Linked DNA regions of Mus musculus: region 2 is linked to region 1. A link is a contact called in ENCODE Hi-C data. All regions are on one chromosome and are shown on one strand. The core of a region is the stretch at or near the end of the contact, and the rest is flanking DNA. Distances in the headings are between cores, read along the strand shown. Region 1 holds the start of Olfr319 (olfactory receptor 319). Region 2 holds the start of Slc47a1 (solute carrier family 47, member 1).

What was found. Hi-C counts contacts between places; a loop is a spot of excess contacts on that map.
Region 2: a loop to region 1 is called in a map of heart, with 31 times the contacts of the local background. The contact joins the promoter of Slc47a1 here to the promoter of Olfr319 in region 1. A Hi-C loop is called at or near these places in 3 of 37 maps with a recorded cell type or tissue (ES-E14, heart and left cerebral cortex).

Annotation. Positions count from the first base shown.
Region 1 is chr11:58,700,443-58,703,142 of GRCm38, forward strand. It overlaps Olfr319 (olfactory receptor 319), which reads left to right and starts at 1,261. Exons shown (of 1, transcript NM_146500.2): 1 at 1,261-2,181. The coding sequence starts at 1,261. The coding sequence ends at 2,181.
Region 2 is chr11:61,376,729-61,379,428 of GRCm38, forward strand. It overlaps Slc47a1 (solute carrier family 47, member 1), which reads right to left and starts at 1,347. Exons shown (of 17, transcript NM_026183.5): 1 at 1,185-1,347. The coding sequence starts at 1,319.

The DNA of each region.
Region 1 (2,700 bases), core at 11-2,510:
CCTGGCAAGGCTGTGAGAAAAGGCAGTGCTGTAATGGAGGCATCTCCAATTTGCTGCTCATTTTGTTGATAGCAAACTCTTTGCTGAGTCTGTGATGGTCAGGAAAAATGCTGAATCACCTCATCTCTCTCCGTAAGGTTTGAGGCTGGCTGACAATTCCAATAGACAGTGCTATGTGTGGCTGAACTCATGCTGCTAGCCTTAGCTGTGACCCCCACAGGCAAATAGATCTGGATCACCACCCTAGAGCTATGATGCAGGACATTGCAATGTGCTTAGCATGAAATTTATTGTGGTGTGATCAACTGTTTCTCGATGTGTTTTTTAAATCCATTTTTATTGTAATTTACTCATTATTGACGTAGAGTGTGCTGACTTGTTGTGTGGCAAACTTCAAGTTGTTAATTTATTCTATGTTGAGTTCAAGTCCTGCATGCAGGACTAGGGATTTCGTTCAGCTGGGGAGTGTTCATGTACCCTGCAGCAAACCTTTGTTTGATCACGATTTCATAATGTGGGTGTGACAGTGCACACTTGTAATCCTAACACATGGGAGACAGAGGCAGGAGGATAACAAAATTGTGATTTTATTTTATGATTGTGGCTACATGGTGTTCCAAAACCAACATGAGCTACACAAAATTGTATTAAAAAAAATAAACCTTTTAAAAGTTCTTTCTGGCCGGGCGTGGTTGTGCATGCCTTTAATCCCAGCACTCAGGAGGCAGAGGCAGGCTGATTTCTGAGTTTGAGGCCAGCCTGGTCTACAAAGTGAGTTCCAGGACAGCCAGGGCTACACAGAGAAACCCTGTCCTGAAAAACAAAAACAAAAAACAAAACAAAAAAATTGAAAGTCCTTTCTCTGGTAAAAAAGAGCTGATTGTGACATGAATCCCTTACAAAGAGCTTGGAATATTTGTATTCATGAAGACCTTGATCAGGAAGAGCTTGCAGACCTCAAACTCGAGAAATGACCAGGAGAAATGAAGGGGATAGAGAAGAGATCCCATGACTTAATGCATGCATGCTACATGCACCCTCTGAAACATAAGCCTGACATTAGCATGTGTAACTATTAATTATTTTGCAGAAATTATAATATATAAAAATAACTAAAAGAACTGTTTTTCAATAGATGAAAGTGTAAAAGAAGGATAGAAGTGTTCCCTACAGCTAGTCCAGAAATGTATGCTCAAGGACAGTCCTCACCTGGCCACACCCTTTCCAGAGTACATCTGCTCTGATGGTTCAGTCTAAGCCATGGAGACAGGAAACCACAGCTGCGGGACAGACTTCACCTTGGTTGGTCTTTTCCAGTATGGACACATGGACACCTTCCTCTTCACAGTCATCTCCATCCTCTTTGCAGTGGCTCTCATAGGCAACATCACACTGGTCCTCCTCATCAGGCTGGATAGAAGACTCCACACCCCCATGTACTTCTTCCTCAGCCAGCTCTCCATCATTGACATGATGTGCATATCTACCACTGTGCCCAAGATGGGAGCTAACTTCATCTCAGACACCAAGGCCATTTCCGTTTTAGGATGTGAGATCCAAGTCTTTATGTTTATGAGTCTTGCTGGGTGTGAAGCTCTCCTGCTGGGCTTCATGTCCTATGACAGGTATATAGCCATCTGCCAACCCTTGCACTACCCTGTGCTCATGAGCAGGAAGATCTGCTGCTCCATGGTCGCCAGTGCCTGGAGCAGCAGCTCCATCAATGCTTTAGCGCATACAGTGTATGTGTTTCAACTTCCTTTCTGTGGGTCTAGGATGGTTAACCACTTTTTCTGTGAGGTTCCATCTCTCCTGCCACTTGTGTGTGAAGACACATCCCAATATGAGCATATGATTGTCATGAGTGTCCTTGTCCTTGTGTTGCTCCCCTTCCTGGCCATCCTAGCTTCCTATGCTCGGGTCTTGGTTGTTGTATTCCAGATGGGTTCAGGGCAGGGACAGAGTAGAGCTGTGTCCACCTGCTCCTCACACCTGACTGTGGCCAGTCTGTTCTATGTCACCGGTCTCTGCACCTACACCCAGCCACACTCCTTGCATTCTCCTGGAAGGGACAAAGTGGTGGCTGTGCTCTACTCAATCGTCACCCCTGTTCTGAACCCATTCATCTATAGTCTGAGGAACAAGGAGGTCATTGGGGCGCTGAGGAGACAAATGGGGTGATGGAAATTTACATGGGACTTTGGGGTGGACTGATCTAAAGTTAGTCTTGGACACTCTCTGGAATGATTTTAGGATTGATATTCTGGTGGAAGCTTATCAGCTTGTCTTGCTGAATGAACAAGAACCGGAATCTTTGCCCACACAGTGTCACACCGAGTTGATGGTTTAATCTGAATGTTGGCTCCTGGGGATACGGAAGGACTTTGTCTTTGTACCTGCCATCTCTGGCTGCCCATCAGCCTAGATTGGCTTTCCACTGATTTTCTTACCATCTGCCCTGGTGCAAGGTACCACGGCTTCTCCAACTGTGGCATTCTATACAGTTGCCTGTTCCACACTTGCCTTCCACTTTCTCTGGAAGCCCCTTCTGCAGTTTATGATTATAGCTATACTTGTGCAGATATTTTACATAAATCTGGAATATTTCATTGTTTTTTTTTGTAGGCACAACAATTACATAAGCATGTGTGTCTGTTTTTATAATGTGACATATTTTAAGGACAATTCTGAAAGAAATAA
Region 2 (2,700 bases), core at 97-2,596, 2.7 Mb after region 1:
TTCATGTTCCCATGTAGGAAAAGTAGCCAGTTCCCCTCTATTAGCCTAGAACTGGGGATCACGTGACTAGAAGAGGGCATGAGCTCCAAATGCTGCTGCTGCTGCTATTTTTCCTCTTTGGGTTTCTGAAGCAGGAGCTCATGCTGTAGCCCAGGATGGCTTGGAACAGTAAGTCACTCTAGTCACCTTTCTGCCCCAGTCTCCCAAGCACAGAGATTCCAGGCCACGGCTACCACACCACACCTGATTCTTAGGAAGCTTTTCTGGCAGCAACTCAGTGAGACTAAGTTACGGCAAAGCTGACGGCTCATAGACTTCATAGAAAGGAGAACGGAGCTGTTCTGAGTCCGTGGGCTGTTCCCTAACATGCTTGGGAAGATCCACACAGGAACTGAACTTCAAGTCTGGAGACTGAGCACCGCAGAGGGCTGTGAGCTCCTATGCCTCTCCTGGACCTGTAGCTGATGGCTTCACCCTGGGCTTTGATCTTGCTTCTCTATGCCCTATCGTGTGTGTCAAGAGGGCACACATGCCGGGGCTCAGGGGCTCCCAGGTGCTTGAATGTCTGCCTCTTGGCCAAATGTTTATTCACTCAGACACACAGAGTGTGTCAGAGAAGTGGCTTTCTCACCCTTGAGGACTGAAAACCCCCAAACTGACAGAGAACAGAAGGCAGCACGTGTGTGATGTGGTTCTGTGGTTTGGGGGGTTTTTTTGTTTTTGTTTTTTTCCCACGTTGCTTCTAAAAGCCGAGATTGAGAGAGACCTAGTCTAATGAGTAAAATCGACCCCACTAATAAAAGCACTTCCTACCCAAAGGGAACCTCATTAAAACCTCAGATTTTGAGCGCAGCGCTTAGTGGAAGAGGAGCTGACACAGGATGCTTCTGCGTCAGACATTGGCTCTAGATTCCAAATAGTTTTGAAAGCCTAATTCTAAGGTGACAGTTTACCTTCCTGTTTCATGCCTCTGCCTGGAGAGAGACAGGTCTGAGTGCTTTTATTTTCAGGAACCCCTGGCTTCAGGGCGCACGCCAAGAGTCACTAGGCTCTGCACATCCCCATAGCTGTGGCCCGCTGCAGGCTCTTCGGGTCCCCAACCCCGCCAAGTCAGACCCTGAAATTTAGGTAACTGGGCCCCCAGTCCTCGGGGACCGGCCTGCAGCCGAGGCCACCTGACTCACCGCAGGACCCGCCAGGACCAAGAGTGCCCGCAGCTCCTCTAGGAAGCCGGGCAGCAGCAGGCAGCGTAGCCCACGGCGCTCGGACGCAGCGTCCGCGCCTCCCGGCCCGGGAGCGGACTCCTCCGTGCGTTCCATGTGGCCTCCGTGGTGTCAGGGCTCGGAAGCCGCACGAGGACCCACAGGCCTGGAAGACTCCAGTCCCCGCCCTCGGCCGCCTCCCCTAAACCCGCCCAGCGCCAGCCGAGGATCTGCAACCTTGGACTCACCCCTTGCCCTTGCAACCCCAAGGCCTGCGCATCTCCAAAGGCTAGCCAGCACCCTAATGTAGGAACAGAAAAGTTTGCAAAAGTGCTGGAAGCAAAAGGAAAGAGCGCGCTGAGGCAAGGACCTTCCAGTCGCTGTCGCTGTCGTTGCAAGGGAGCAGAGGGCACTTGAGAAATTAGGGTGTGGAAGGACTTAGAGTCCTGAGACATGATCCCACTACGGTCAGCCAAAGGTCCGATCGTGGTTCCGCTGTGGCCAGCAAATATTGGATCTGGCAGTAGTGGGTGTTCAAGGTCTCTGCTGTGCAGCTTGTGGTCAGCTCAACACACACTTTGCTATAGGTTTCTATAATCTCTCTCTCTCTCTCTCTCTCTCTCTCTCTCTCTCTCTCTCTCTCTCTCTCTCTCTCTCTCTCTCTCTCTCATTGTTCCATTAAAGTACATAACACCTACCAGGGGGAAAAGCAAGCCACATTGTCCGGGTAACACAGAAGTGTTCGCTGGTCTTGGATGGTCAGAAACAGGAGATACTGTGGCAAGAATATACAGGTTCAAGGGACACCTGCAGCCTGGAAAAATGCAGGCTTGTCACCAGGACCCTACTCTCCTCATCTGTAAACTCAAGATGCGTTTCCACAGTCCCACCCACTTGCAGCCCTGCACAGGAGGACTGACTCACAGATGTTAGCTCCAAGTCAAAGGTGACTCCTGTGAGAGAGGCTAAAGTCCCTTCTGTGGCAACTGGTCTTGAATAACAAATGTTTCTGCTCACTGTTAGTTTCACACTGCTGTGACAAAATATCCCAAAAGCAACTGAAGGGGAGAGGGATTGATTCTGGCCCGTGGTTTCAGAGGTCTCCATCCATGTCCAAGAAAGGATAGAGAGGAGTGTTTTCTTGCCTTGTGACAGCCAGGATACAGAGAGACAAAATGCTCTTCAAGGACATGCCTGTGTGATTCGCTCTCTGCAGCTAACCTAGTTTCCAGAGCCTTCCAAAGTGAGACCACCAGGTGGAGGAAGACCTCAGCATAAGAGTCTGTGAGAGGCGACAGTTCATATTCAACCCATACCCTCAGATAACCAGGGACTCTGGAGTCAGGATTTGGGGGTTGGTATTTAAGTATTTAGGGATGGAACCCATGCCCAGCTTCACACACACACTGAGCAAAAGTCCTACCTCTGAGCTACAGCCACGGGGAATCTACAGGTTTAAAAAAGATTGTTGTATCCCTGGGAGTAGAATACTTATCTA